2 separate regions of the Homo sapiens genome follow, and region 2 is linked to region 1. Evidence: read pairs that join two places in POLR2A ChIA-PET (ENCODE). Cell type or tissue: MCF 10A. All regions are shown on one strand.

The links. Peaks named below come from ENCODE experiments on the same cell type or tissue, not always from the same donor. Only the 100,000 strongest peaks of a DNase experiment are listed, where the experiment ranks them.
Region 2: POLR2A ChIA-PET joins it to region 1 with 40 read pairs; 6 of 35 experiments call an interaction of 5 or more read pairs at or near these places.

The regions. Positions count from the first base shown.
Region 1 is chr18:12,603,576-12,611,575 of GRCh38, forward strand. The region is part of intron 2 of SPIRE1 (spire type actin nucleation factor 1); the gene reads right to left. Among named protein-coding and RNA genes, the nearest start is that of SPIRE1, 51 kb to the right of the region's middle. In MCF 10A, a CTCF peak has its summit at 1,148; DNase peaks (open chromatin) are centred at 3,496, 3,926 and 4,956.
Region 2 is chr18:12,548,203-12,556,202 of GRCh38, forward strand. All of the region lies in intron 2 of SPIRE1 (spire type actin nucleation factor 1), which reads right to left. Among named protein-coding and RNA genes, the nearest start is that of SPIRE1, 110 kb to the right of the region's middle. In MCF 10A, no CTCF peak of the experiment used is centred here; DNase peaks (open chromatin) are centred at 4,049, 4,859 and 6,032.

The DNA.
Region 1 (8,000 bases):
TTTTTTTTTTTTTTTTTGAGATGGAGTCTCACTCTATTCCCCAGGCTGCAGTGCAGTGGTGCAATCTCGGCTCACTGCAACCTCCGCCTCCTGGGTTCAAGCAATTCTACTGCCTCAGCCTCCCGAGTAGCTGGGACTACAGGTGCCCGACACCACGCCTGGCTAATTTTTGTATTTTTAGTAGAGACAGATTTTCACCATATTGGCCAGGCTGGTCTTGAACTCCTGACCTTGTGATCTGCCTGCCTTGGCCTCCCAAAACACTGGGATTACAGGCATGAGCCACAGCGCCTGGCCTATCACCAGTAGTCAATGATTTATGCAGTCATTCCAACATAACGAAGCTTCCCTAAAAACCCAAAGGGACTGGGTTTGGGGAGCTTCCAGAGAGCTGAACATGTGGGGGCTCCTGGCGGGTGGTGAGCCTGTACTGGGCACAGGAGCTCCACACTCCTTCCCATGTGCCTTTCCCATGCTTCTCTTCATCTCGTCACCAGTACCCTTTGTAGTATTCTTTATAATAAACCAGTAAACCTGTTTCCCTGAGTTCTGAGAGCCACTCTAGCAAATCAGTCAAATCAGTGTATCGAGTAGGGGGAACCCCAATTTAGAACAGATGGGTCAGAAGCATAGGTGAGAACCTATTACTTGCGATTGGTGCTCAAAGTGGGGGTCAGTCGTGTGAGGCTGAGCACTCTCACCCTGTGCTCTCTCCAGCAAGAGAGCATCAGAACGGAACTGAATTAGAGGACACGCAGCTGGTGTCCACTAAAGAATCCACCAGAGAACTGGCTGCTGGTAGGGAGAAATCCCCACACACTTCTTGGTGAGCAGAAGTCACAGAAGTATTCTGTATTGAGAGAGTCAAGGAGATAAAAACTGTTTTTTTCCAGAGGAAAGTTCTGTATTTTTCATCAAATTTTCAGTGAGATCTATGATCTGCAAATAGAAAAGGCCCACTGCCCTAATATATCCTAATATATATCTGAGTTGACATGATGGCCTCCGGAGTTTGCCTCACTGTGTTTAGTTCTGTCATTTATTTCTTCAAATATCTCTGCATGACCACTAGGTGCAAGACACTGTTTGTGAGCATTAGAAACATGGCAGAAAAAAACACCAAGTCTCACTTAGTGAGGGAAGGGAAGGGTCAGAGTGAACGTTTTTGGACATAAATCAGATCACATCCTGTCAATCTGTTGAGAACTCTCTAGTGGGTGCACACTTAAGTTCATAGCAGCATTCTTCACAATGGCCAACAGGTAGAAGCAACCAGTTGTCCACCAAACAGATGGATAAACAAAATGTGATGTTTATACACAATAAAATATGATCCAGCCTTCAAAAAGAAAGAAGCTCTAACACACTATAGCATGGTTGAACCTTGAGGACATTATGCTAAACGAAATAAGCAGTCACAAAAGGATAGATACTGGTAATTCCACTTCTATGAGTAACTGGTCAAATGCATAGAGACTGAAAGGAGAATGGTGGCTGTTGGGGAAAAGGAAAAGGGGAGTTGTTATATAATGGGTAGAGTTTCAGTTTTGCAAAATGAAAAGGTTCTGGAGATATGTTTCACAACAATATATTTAACACAACCGAACTATAAACTTAAATGACTAAGATGATCAATTTTTTATCATAATTTTAAAATAAAAGGCTGGGCATGGTGGCTCACGCCTGTAATCCCAGCACTTTGGGAGGCCGAGGTGGGCGGACCATGAGGTCAGGAAATGGTCAACATGGTGAAACCCTGTCTCTACTAAAATAAAAAAAAATTAGCCAGGTGTGGTGGCACGCACCTGTAGTCCCAGCTACTCAGGAGGCTGAGGCAGGGGAATCGCTTGAACCCGGCAGGCGGAGGTCGCAGTGAGCTGAGATCCCGCCACTGCCCTCCAGCCTGGTAACAGAGCAAGACTCTGTCTCAAAAAAATAAAAAATTAAAATAAAATAAAGAAATTCTTTTCACCTTACTTATTTGCTAGCAGATTCTAGGAGGACAAAATTACTTATCCAAGCAGGCCAGCAATAAGAGAAAATCTCAGAAACGTGGTTTTAAAAAAATTACCACATGCATTACTGATTATTGAAATGAAACCTGTATTTAATAACACAGTCATATTATCTGCTACTTGAATTACTCCTAGGTACAAAGGAATTAAATACGTAATGGTACACAAATAAATATGAATATCTGTATTAGAGTACTACTAGCTGCTGTAATAAACTTCTCCAAAGGTTTCCAGATTCACTCAGATGAGAGCTTACTGTACCCAATGGGGCCCTACACGACCTAGCTCCCTGCTGCTTGGCCTCCCTCGTTCACCGCCACCTCCCCTAGCCACACTGGCCTCCTTCATGTTCTTGGTCCACCTAGGCATCTTCCCACTGCAGGCCTTTGTGCTTGCTTCTTCTTCTGCCTGGCTTACTCCCTCATATCACTCAGATCTCTGCTCAAATGTCACCTCTATTGAGAGGCCTTCAGTTTTTAAACAAAATTGAAAAATGGAATTGAAGTGAACCCTCTCCTCTCTGTCCACCCACCCCTGCCCAATTATACTCTATCCCTTGCCCCCCCTTTATTTTTCTTCATAGCACTTAACACCACAGAGTATTTTATATACATTTACTTATATATTATCTGTAAGTACTAGAATGTACAGTCTATGCAAGCAGAGGTTTTGTCACTTTTGTTTATTGACATACAACCCAGTGCCTAAAACAACTGTCTGGCACATTAAGTTCTCTCTTTGTACAAAGAAGGAAAAGAATAAAGACAGAAGAAAAAAGAGAGATAAAGAGGACAGGGAAGAAGAATAGAAAAGAAACAAAGAAAAAGGAAAAGGAGAAGGTGTCTGATAACTTAACTCAGGGCTATTCTCCTGGTCTACCTTGTTTCTAAAGCTGCTCACTTTCCTAAAACCAGTAAATTATTTTCTCTCTTTAATTATCTGATTTTTTTTTTTTTTTGAGACAGGGTCTTACTCTGTCGCCCAGGCTGGAATGCGGTAGCACGATCTTGGCTCACTGCAACCTCCACCTCCCAGGTTCAAGTGATTCTTCTGCCTCAGCCTCCCGAGTAGCTGGGATTACAAGCATGCACCACCATGCCCAGCTAATTTTTATACTTTTGGTAGAGACCGGGTTTCGCCATGTTGGCCAGGCTGCTCTCAAACTCCTGGCCTCAAGTGATCCGCCCACCTCAGCCTCCCAATGTGCTGGGATTACAGGTGTGAGCCATCGCACGGGGCCAGATTTTTAAATTAACAGTGTTAGTGCTCCCTTTTATTAGTATTATACACATAATTAAACAGCTGACTTACTCTTATACCTGCTGAACAATGGAATAAAACATAATTGTGTTAAGGACATACAACTTGCTTTCTACTTAGCTCAAGGTAAACAAATTTCAGAAAATATTTCAATTATCTAGGAAGTCATCTGATGCAAGAATAGCACCGAATCTGACAGCTTCATTACTATGCTTGTTTAACTGTGACTCACAGACTGTTTTACAGAAGAGTAAATTTCCTGGTTTCTAATTTCTTGAGGAACTTGTGACAATCACAAGGTCCTGTTTTTTTGAAAATGCATTGTGCTAAGTCACCAATATTCACAGAAAGACTTTAAAAAAAATAGCAGTTCGTTTTTTTAGAAAGACCTGTAACTGCTAAATTTCCCTTGTATCTTACACGTTTTTCTTTTGAGTGGCCTTCAACAGACATTTTCCATCTCAATTCCAGTTTGATTCTCTCCTAGCTAAAAATTATTGAGATCCCTAAAGAGACTCAATGTTATGGGAATCAACAAAACCATAGTTCTTGAGTTGCTGCCAGGCTCCTAAGGCATTGAATGAGCTTGGTTCTATGCCTCCCTTGCCCTTCAAGTACCCTTACAGTCATGGGACTGGGTGTGGGTTTTGACAACAGAATGGAAGAGACAGTTACACAGTCATTCATGACTAATAAGAAAGCTAAATGTATGTCTCCACCTTTAGGGTTTTCTACTCCACAGCACTACACACACACACACACACACACACACACACACACACACACACACAGTCTCTTGTTTTCTTATTACAAAAGCAAGTCACATTCATTATAATCTCAGAAAATAGAAGCAATCTAAAAGAAAAGTTAAAGACTTACCTGGGAATGTTTGTAACACACAGAAATGTGTTTATAACACAAATAAATGCATTTGTAACACAAAGAAATGTGTTGAGGTGACGGCTACCCCCATACCCTAATGTGATTATCACATTGCATGCCTGTATCAAAATATCTCACCTACGGCCGGGCGTGGTGGCTCATGCCTGTAATCCCAGCACTTTGGGAGGCTGAGGCGGGCAGATCACAAGGTCAGGAGATCGAGACCATCCTGGCTAACACGGTGAAACCCCGTCTCTACTAAAAAAATACAAAAAATTAGCCAGGCATCATGGCCGGTGCCTGTAGTCCCAGCTACTCAGGAGGCTGAGGCAGGGGAATGACGTGAACTCGGGTGGCGGAGCTTGCAGTGAGCCGAGATCGCGCCACTGCACTCCAGCCTGGGTGACAGAGCGAGACTCCATCTCAAAAAAAAAAAAAAAAATCTCACCTACTCCATAAATATATCCACCTACTATGTACCCCAAAAATTTTTTTTTAATTTTGTCTGAGGCTATCACTATTAATTGTTAATACAATCACTTATTTTTGTTCTTCAGATCATATTCTTTGCACTTTTAATACAATTGGATCATTCAGTACCTACTATTTTGTAACCTATTTTATACTACAATGAACCATTATTCCACATAATCAATTACATTCTATCCGTTTGTTTCTAGTAAGGTAAAGTCTTTTGTTGCACAATAGTTAGACATTTAGGTAGATTCCACCTTTCCTCTCTTACAAACAGTACTGCAAACAAGTATCTTCTTGCTTCATTTTCCCACATATTCTTAGTTATTTTCTTTGGAAAAGGTCCCAGAAGTAAAATTACTAGATCAAACCCATGCTCTTAGATGTGTGATATGTGTTACCCAATTGCTCTCTAAAAAGTTAACTCCAATCTCTACTCCAGCCTTTGCATATGAAAATACAGGTATTATCCTCTGGTAACTGAGTTCCTTTGTAATAAAGCTTTACATTAAGGTGATGGCAATAATAATATCAATAGTATCCACCATTCCAGGAACTTTTGTTCTACTTATTCTCTAATCCTTACAACAACAACCCAAGGAACAGGTGCTAATACCCTCTGTTTACAAAGAAACTGAGGTTCCATAAGGTTAAGAGTCACAAAGAAGCAAAACTGAGGATTACTAGTAGAACTCCAAAGCAGCAGTCCCCAATCTTTTTGGCACCAGGGACGGTTACACGGAAGACAATTTTTCCACAAATGGGGGTGGGGTGTGGGGATGGTTTTCAGGATGAAACTGTCCCACCTCAGATCATCAGGCATTATATTCTCCTAAGGAGCACACAACCTGGATACCTCGCACGCACAGTTCACAATAGGGTTCGAGCTTCTATGAGAATCTAATGCCACTGCTAATCTGGCAGAAGGCAGAGCTCAGGTTGTAATGCTCACTCAACCACCACTCACCTTCCTAACAGGCTGCGTCTGTAATGGTCTGTGGCCCGGGGATTGCAGACCCCTGCTCTAAAGCATTCAAACGGTACACAAATATTTTAAGGAAAATAGAGTCTGCTCTAAAGTGTGTGGTATGCTAGAGAGTTCATATCAAGGACTATCGAGAGCCAAGCTGTCCAATATTCAGGAATCTTACAAGCTGGTTGATGAAACCTCTGATAGCCTGAAACTGGCAAGGTGGGAGTACTTATAGCACAGAAATTTGTGTTTGGGGGGTTTTTTGAGAGCCAGTTTACCAGCACACCAAATTCAAGTAGTAACATTTGTCTTCCGTTTTCCCAGCCATTTCTCCTTTTCATTACCCTGGTAAGAAAGGCTGGCTTCAGTCTTCTCTTGCTACAAGCTAGGTAGAATCTGTTCCAGTCTCAACGATCTGAGACCTATTTCTGGGTATTTCTGTCTGCAAGAGTCAAAAGGTAGCTCCACTCTCCTTACTCTCCAGCATCCAAAGCCTCACCACCCTATTTGAGCACCTATCAGAACCAGGGCTAACATCATTTTATCTTGTGTCCTCACTGACATAAATCAGTACAGAAGCCAGAGGCTCCCACTGCCCATCTCCCAGAAGGCTATGCCTCTTCTGTCCCCATCTTCTATGCCTACTGCCCACCCCTCCCCACCTCTTGAGAGGCTTCCGGTGTAACCTCCAGAAGTAACGGTTCCCTAGATCTTTAACATCTCTGAAGGCCCCCCTCCACCTTTTTGCTCCAGACTAAACCTGAATCTCCTCAGGATCAATGTTGGTCCTCATTGTTCTTTCTGTCACAGTTATCAGGTTGCTGAACCTGGAACTGGGAGGAGGTCCTTCTTGCTCCTCACTGATGCTTCCTCCCCACCCCTCCCTCCTCTTCCCAGCCTGGAACCAGAGGTCCAACTACCATATACCAACTGTCTCCTTATCGCTGCCATCTGTTGCTCCCCAAGTTACCCGTTCTCCTGTCTCAAGAATTCTAGTTGCCGGTTTACTGTCACTCTTCTCTCTCAATTCTTGGTGATTTTAACATATGTATGCCTGACCCTTCCAATATTGTGGCCTCTCCTGTCTGTGAGCTCCTCTACCTAATGATCTTGTCCTCCACCTGATCTCAGACATCCTTTAACAGCCTCCACCTATCTTTCTAGTTCATTCCCTCTAATATTTGACTCCAGTAATCTTTCAACCCCATCAGGCCCTACCATCCATTGATCTTAAGTTATATTTACTTTCCCTCATTCCTCACCCCTATGCTCTAAACTTCCTTCTTAAGCAGGTTAAATTCTAAGATCAAACATTGTAATAATTTGCCCTTCAATCCCTTGCCTTTTCTCTCTTTGTACTCATTTGGACAGACCACACACTGGTTAAATCTACCTCTTCACTGCCTCCCCACCTGCATTTGTATAGCTGAATGTGGCTAGAGTAAAACACAGAAAACTATACTGACTGATCTTGCCTTAAATTCATGACCCTGAATCTTGTGTGGGTCATTAATGCTCCCCCCAAAACCACGCATTTCCTTGGTCCACTCACTCTCCCACTGTCCTTGGTGACTATAACTTCTCTTCTTCCCTCCTGAAACCTGATACCTCTTCTCTCATCCTCATTCTCAATGACCCTGCTTTCCATTTCACTGAGAAAACTGAAGTAACCAGAAGAGAACATCCACAAACCTCCCACCATCCCATCTCAGCACCTCGTAGCATCTTTTGACACACATACTGTCTTCCCTCCTGCCACTCTAAGTGGACTACCCTCATCCTGTGCAAAGCCGAGTCCCCATTCCTTTACTTATGCTCCACATCATATCCCCTCTCGCCAAGGTAATAACTCTCCAACAATTCTCTACTCTCCATTCTGCATCAATAATTTTCCCTTCTATACTGGATCGTTACTGGTGCAACAAACAAATATGTTATTGTTTCCATCAATTAAAAACAAAAAAACTTGCTAGGGTCCCACTTTCCTCTCCAGCTACCCTCAAATTTCCTGCTCTCTGGGTTATCCAGCCTCCATGAAGGCCCCTAATGGCCCCCACCCTCTTGGTATTCAGGTTCTTATGCAGTCCCCTCCCACACTGTGTCCATGTGATCAACAGAATACAGCAGAATAACGGAATGTAACTTCCATACATGGTAGCTTCTCTCTATATATCTTGGATCATCCTCTCTGAAAGAAGCTGGCTGCCTTGTCAGGAGGATACTTAAGCACTCCTATGGAGAAGAAGCCTATATAGTAAGTAAGAAACTGAGGCCTCCTGCCAACAGCCAGATGAAGTGAGCCATCTCAGAGGCAAGTTCTCCAGCTCAGGTCAAGCCTTCAGATGACTGCAGCCCTGGCCAATATATTGACTAAAACTTCACAAAACACTGAGCCA
Region 2 (8,000 bases), 55 kb before region 1:
TCCAATGTTTATCAGTTACTCCCAAAATAAATAAAATCTTTCATTTTCAGTATTTCATTTATAGCTGGTAATACCGCATTTTTAAAAAAGTGCATCACAAATAAAAAAGAAAGTCAGAAGTTTCTAACATGAGTTAAATACAAGAGAGTCATTGACTAGCTCTTAAAAGCCTCACTCAAAATTCTCTACAAAAATTCAAAAATTCTCTACAAAATCTGAAATCTACTTTACCAATGAAATAATATTTTCTCAACACTAGCATTCAAAATGAATATCATGCTTAAAAATTCTTAACTTCTAAGTTTTTAAACAATACTGTTTTAAAATATTTTTTACTGAAAACATGTAATATTTTCACTGGATTTACAGTCTGACCTGGCACTGTAGCCATTCTTTTCTTTCTTTTTTTTTTTTTTCTTCTTCTTTTGAGACAAGGTCTCACTCTGTCACCCGGGCTGGAGTGCAGTGGTACAATTACGGCTCACTGCAGCTTCAACCTCCTTGGGCTGAGATGATCCTCCCACCTTAGCCTCCCTAGTAGCTGGGAAAACAGGTACACACCACCAGGCCTGGCTAATTTTTTTTGGAATTTTTTAGAAACGGGGTTTCACCATGTTGTCCAAGCTGGACTCAAACTCCTGGACTTAAGCAATGGGCCTGCCTCGGCCTCTCAAAGTGCTAGGATTACAGGAATGAGCCACCACGCACTATTTTCTATTATAAAAATGAATTTAAACAATGGATCTTCTAAGTTCCAAGGCAATTGACTACTTTAGTTATCCCTCCTGGCAGTGTCCCAGGACAATCCCCACTTTGTCCACCAGCCTGTTCAGGAGAAGGTACCATTTCAGTGCTTCCCTGGCACAGGGTACACATTGCTCTCACAGCATGTACCATTCTCACCACAGGCAGGTGCTGCTTAGGGCAAGGATTTTAACTTTCAAAGACGGCAGAGCCTAACACTGTGGTGTGCATTAGAAAAAAACTTGTTAAACTGAACCTAGGGCAGTCACTTTAACTATCAGAGCGTCCCTACTAATATAATGAAAGCCTCAGAAATCAAAAAGTTAGATTACATTCAGTATATATATTTTTAAGGCTGAGAAGGTCTTGTTGCAATTATTCCCAGTGAGAAATCACAATTAACTGAGTTTTACATGATTGGATGACTCTAACCATCCATATAACCCTCCCCTTCTTTTTTTGTTTTGCTTTTTGTTTGTTTTTGTTATTGTTGTTTTTTTTTTTTTTTTTTTTTTTTTTTTTTGGAGACAGAGTCTTGCTCTGTCACCAGGCTGGAGTGTAGTGGCGCGATCTCGGCTCACTGCAATCTCCACCTCCCGGGTTCAAGGGATTCCCCTGCCTCAGCCTCTTGAGTAGCTGGGAGTACAGGTGTGCACCACCATGCCGGGGTACTTTTTGTATTTTAGTAGAGTCGGGGTTTCACCATGTTGGCCAGGACAGTCTCGATCTCCTGACCTCGTGATCCGCCTGCCTTGGCCTCCCGGAGTGCTGGGATTACAGCTGTGAGCTACCGTGCCCAATCAACCCTATCCTTCTTCCTAGGGAGGCGGGAAAAACCCTGTTATATAACCCTATCTCTCCCTCTAGAGCTGGGGGGAGAAAAATCACAAAACCATTGCAAATATCAACACCAGCGATGGCTTCCAACCATAGCAAAGACCCAAGAATCACTCAGCAAGCTTGCTCTTTTCTCTGCTCAATTACCTTGCCTACAGGAGCTGATCCATTCTTCTTCAAGAAGTCATTTTATATCATCTTTCTCTTTAATCCAACACTCTTTTCTGCCTCTCTAGGGCTCAGCTCCAAATAAAACAATCATTTTCCCACTTTCAAATGTACAAACTGATAGGAATCTCTACTTATTTTCCCTTTCTTCCTTTCACAGTGGAGGAGTAGGTCTTCTATTCCTGTTTAAAGGTCAGCCCCACTCTCCTAACCCCTCATACCCTCCAGTGCAATCCCATTTCTGTGCTCCCTTTACAAGCAAACCTCCCGAAAGGGCGGTAGCAATGCTGATGGTAGCAATGATGCCCTCATCTTTGCTATGAGGCTGCAGAAGGCCTGGAAGATGAAGATGAAAAGAGAAAAATCTCAGGTATTCGTTTGGATAGAGTCATGAAGGTAAGGCAGCAGTTTATGTAGTACTTGTTTTTCTCAAGAGTTGTTATTTCTTCTTTTTTTTCTAGAGAGACAGGATCTCACTCTGTCACCCAGGCTAGAGTGCAATGGTGTGATCGTGGCTCACTGCAGCCTCTGCCTCCTGAGTAGCTGGGACTACAGGTGCATGGTGACACCTGGCTAATTTTTAAATTTTCTGCAGAGATGAGGTCTTGCTATGTTGCGCAGGCTAGTTTTGAACCCCTGGGCTCGAGCAATCCTCCTGCCTTGGTCTCCCAAAGTGCTAGGATTACAGACATGAGCCACTATCTGTAATGCGCCCATCTCTCCCTTCCCTCCTTCCATTCACTGTTTAATTCATTCCCATCTAACGTCTTTCCTTCTGAAACCACTGAAACACAAATACTAAAATCACAAACAATCTCTATATATGAAGTTTAACCCATTCTCATCCTAAATGACTGCTTAATAGCATCCAACACAAGTGACTCACTTCTTCCGTTCTAAACACTCTGGATTCTAGATTTTCTCTCAGCAACTACTTCTCAATCTGTCTACAGATCCTTCCTCCTGCAACTGTTTAATTGATGGAGTTCCTCAGAGCTCATGCACTCTACTTTCTTCCAAAATCTCTTGCAAAGTGCTCTTATACATAGCCAATGCTATGAATACAATATGTATTCCGATATTTCCTTAACTTATATTACTAATCTACAGTTTGTCTCTGGGATGCAGGCAATATATCATATGGTCTACTTAATACTTCCATGTGAATAAGTAATAAGCACCTCAAACCATAATGTTTGTTTATTGTCTACTTTCTCCACTAAAATGTAAGGCCCATAATGCTTTGGATCTTGTCTATTTTGTTCACCATTGTGAACAAAATGCTGTATGTCATACAGCACTTGGTTCATAGCAGATGCTAAATAAATATCTCATAATTAAATTGGTAAGTTGTTTTATAACAGTAATACATCTACTTCTGAGTTCCTTTTTGTATATATAAAATAAAATATTTAGTAGAAATCTTTTCAAAAACTTATAGAATTGTATTCTTAAAAGTCTGGGTTGTGGCTGGGCGCGGTGGCTCACGCCTGTAATCCCAGCATTTTGGGAGGCCGAGGCGGGCAGATCACGAGGTCGGGAGATTGAGACCATCCTGGCTAACACGGAGAAACCCTGTGTCTACTAAAAATACAAAAACAAAATTAGCCGGGCGTGGTGACAGGTGCCTGTAGTCCCAGCTACTCAGGAGGCTGAGGCGGGAGAATGGCATGGCAGGAGGTAGAGCTTGCAGTGAGCCAACATCACGCCACTGCACTCCAGTCTGGGTGACAGAGCGAGACTCCGTCTCAGAAAAAAAAAAAAATATGGGGCGGGAGAGGGGTGGAGCAAGAGAGCTGAATAGACAGCTTTATTGATCATCAGCCCTGCAGGAACACCAAATTTAACAACTATCACAAAAACGGCACCTTCATAAGAACCAGAAATCAGTACCAGGTTTTAACTTCAGACCACCGAAAGAGGCACCAAAGAGGGTAGGAAAGACAGTCTTGAATTGCTGATGCCACCCCTCCTCCACCTCCTGGCAGTGGCCATGGGCCGCAGAGAGAATCTGTGTGCTTGGGAAAAGAAAAGCACAGCAATTGTGAGACTTTGCACCGAATTCAGTGCTGTCCTGTCACAGGGGAAAGTAAATCGGGCTGAGGCCAATGCCCACTCACAGAAGGAACATTAAGACCAGCGCTAGCCACAGAGGAATCGCCTAAATGCCTATCCCCGTAGTGGGAACTTGAGTTCTGGCAAGCCTTACCACTGCGTGCTTAAGTGCTCTGAGGCTCTAAATGAACTTGAAAGGCACTCTAAGCCACAAGGACTGCAACTCCTGGCAAGTCCTGGTGCTGAGCTGGGCTCAGAGCCAGTGGACTTGTGGGGTACATGACCTACTGAGACACCAGCCAGGATGGCTAAAAGAGTACTTGCACTATCCCTCTCCCAACGCCAGGCAGCACAGTCTGCAGCTCCAAAAGAGACCCCTTTTTTCCACTTGAAGAGAGGAGAGGGAAAAGAGGACTATATCTTGCATATTGGATACCAGCTTCAGCCACAGTAAGACAGAATAAGGGAGGAGACCACCCCTCATATTGTCTTATGCCCAATTTCTGCCTCCAAAGAGAGAAGTAAAAACTAAAAGGCAGAAATGAAATCCACAAGCAGACAGCCCGGCACCACACCCTGGGCCTGGTAGTTAAAGATCAACCCCTGACCTAATTGGTTATTTGCATAAAAAAAGCACTGTGAAGATCCCTGTCCTATTCTGTTCCGTTCTAATTACCAGTGTATGCAACCCCCAGTCACGTACCCCCTGCTTGCTCAATCAATCACAACCCTCTCACGTGGACCCCCTTAGAGTTGTGAGCCCTTAAAAGGGACAGGAATTGCTCACTCCAGGAGCTCTCTTGAGACAGGAGTCTTGCCAATGCTCCCAGCCAAATAAACCCCTTCCTTCTTTAACTCGGTGTCTGAGGGGTTTTGTCTGCGGCTCTTCCTGCTACAAGAACACCAGGCAGTCATGAGACCCCCATTCCAGGCCCCAGCTAATGGATTTCTAGGTATACCCTGGGGCAGAAAGGAACCTGCTGCCTTGAACAGAAGGAACCAGTCTTGGCAGGATTCATCACCTGCTGACTAATGAGTCCTTGGGCCCTAAATAATCAGCAGCAATACCCAGGTAGTACGCCATGGACCTTGGGTTAGACTACAGGATGAGTTGGCTTCAGGTGAGACCCAGCCCCTTCCCCGCTGTGGTGGCTAAGGTGAAAGACTTCTCGTGCTTGAGTAAAGCAGAGGGAGAAGTAAAAGGGGCTTTATCTTGCAATTTAGGTACCAGCTTGGCCACAGTGGGGTAGAGCACCAAGTAGGCTCTTGGGGCTCCCAGTAAGAGGACTTGGCTCTAGGACAGCATTTCCGGATCTGCACTGGGCCAGAGGGGAGCCCACTGCCCTGAAGGGTGAGTCCCAGGGCCTGGCAGCATTCACTAAAAACTGACTGGAAAGGCCTTGGGCCCTCAATGAACATCAGCAGTAGCCTGGCAGTAATCCCCATGGGCCTGTGGTGGTGGCCATGGGGTGAGGCTCCTCTGCCTGTGGAAGAGGCGAGGGAAGAGTGGGAAGGACTGTGTCCCATGGTTTGAGTGCTAGCTCAACCACAGTAGAACAGAATACCAGGCAGAAAAGTAGGCAGATTTCTAAGGTTTCTGACTCCAGTCCCTAGTGACCAGACAGCATCTCTAGACCTACCCCGGGGCCTGGGGGAACTTGCTGCCCTGAAGGGAAGGACAAGGGCCTGGCTGGCACCTACATTAAAACAAACAAACAAACAAAACAAACTAAAAAAACTTCAAATAAACAACCTAAAAATGCATCCTAAAGAACTAGAAAACTAGTTTCTAGAAAACTAGAAAACTCCAAATTAGTAAAGGCAAAGAATAAAGATCAGAACAGAAATAAATAAAAGTGAAACAACACAATACAAAAAATCAACAAAACAACAAGTTGATTTTTTGAAAAGACAAATAAAATTGACAAACCTTTAGCCAGACTATGAAAAAAAGACAAAAGACCTAAATAAACAAAATCAAAGACGTAAAAGGAGACATTAGAACTGATACCAGCTGGGTGCGGTGGCTCATGCCTGTAATCCCAGCACTTTGGGAGGCCAAGGTGGGTGGATCACGAGGTCAGGAGTTCAAGACCAGCCTAGCCAAGATGGTGAAACCCCGTCTCTACTAAAAATACAAAAATTAGCTGGGCATGATGGCACGTGTCTGTAATCCTAGCTACTTGGGAGGCTGACGCACAGAATTGCTTAAACCTGGGAGGCGGAGGTTGCAATGAGCTGAGATTGCACCACTGCACTCCAGCCTGGGCAACAGAGCAAGACTCTGTTCAAAAAAAAAAAAAAAAAAAAGAACTGATACCCCAGAAAGTCAAAGGATTATTAGTGTCTACTATGAACAACTACATCCCAATAAATTGGAAAACTCAGATGAAATGGATAAATTCTTAGACACATACAACCTACCAAGATCAAACCATGAAGAAATCCAAAACCTGAACAGATAAATAATAAGTAATGAGATCAAAGTGATAAAAAGCTTCCCAGCAAAGAAAATCCTAGGACCCAATAGCTTCACAGCTGATTCTACCTAACATTTAAAGAAGAACTAATACCAATCCTTCTCAAACTATTCTGAAAAATAGGAGGGAATATTTCTTCCAAACTCATTCTCAAAGGTGAGTAATCCCCTGACATCAAAACCAGACAAAAGACACATCAAAAAAAGAAATCTACAGGCCAGTATCACTGATGAATATTAATGCAAAAATCCTCAATAAAGTACTAGCAAATCAAATCCAACAACACATTAAAAAGATCATGCATTAAAACCAACCAAGTTGTTGCATAGAGCTGATAAATTTCTCTGAATAGACATAGAAATTGATTCTCCCAGTCTTAACACTTGAAAAAGTTTCATTTGTCTTATCCAAGTTCCTTTCTCAGGAAACCACCCATCAGGCCTCCCAGAGTATGAAGGAGCTGAAACTTACCAGATCACTGCACCTGGACAATGAGAGTTCAAATCCCCCACCCATCATGATTGCCTAACCGACCACCTACTTCCTGTTGACCAACTTCTTTTCCTCACCCCTCCCTAACGCTTGTTTTCCCACACATGGTTACATTTCTTCCCTGTATATAAACCCCTAATTTTAGTTGGCCATGGAGATGATTTGAGACTGATCTCCCATCTCCTCAGCTGCAGGCACCCAATTAAAGCCTTCTCCCCTGGCAATAACTGTTGTCTCATTGACTGGTTTTCTGTCCAGTGAGCAGCAGTACCTAAACAGAATCCCTGGCACTTTGGCAACAGAACCAGAACCAGACAAAGACTTATCAAAAAAAAAAAAAATTTTTTTTTGGATACTGAATACCTAATTATTAAAAAAGAAAAATAAAAAAAGAAATCTACAGGTCATTATCACTGATGAATGTTGATGTAAAAATTCTCAAGAAAATTCTAGCCAACTGAATTCAACAACACATTAAAAAGATCATTCATCCTAACCAAGTGGGATTTTTCCCAGGGATGCAAAGATGGTTCAACATATGCAAATCAATCAATCTGACACATCATATCAACAGAATGAAGGACAAAAACCATATGATTATTCCAACTGATGTTGAAAAAGCATTTCATAAACTTCAACATCCCTTCATGATAAAAACCCTCAAAAAACTGGGTATATAAGGAACATATCTCAAAACAATAAAAGGCATATATGAGTAACTCATGGCTAGTATCATACTGAGTAGGGAAAAACTAAAAGCCTTTCTTCTAAGATCAGGAACACGATAAGGATGCCCACTTTCATCACTGTTATTCAACACAGTACTGGAAGTCCTAGCTAGAGCAATCAGACAACAGAAAGAAATAAAGGCCATTGAAACTGAAAAGGAAGAAGTCAAATCATACTTGCTTGCAGATGGTATGATCTTATATTTGGAAAAACCTAAATCTGAACCCCTCCCGAAAATCTATTAGAATTGATAAATTCAGTAAAGTTGGAGGATACAAAATCAACATACAAAAATCAGTCACATTTCCATATGCCAATAGCAAACAAGCTGAAAAAGAAATCAAGAAAGTAATCCCATTTACAATAGCTACAAAAAAAAAATACCTAGGAATTAAAGTGAAAGGTCTCTATAATGAAAACTATAAAACACTGATGCAAGAAATTGAAGAGGACACACAAAAAATGGAAAGATAGTCGATGTTCATGGATTGGAAG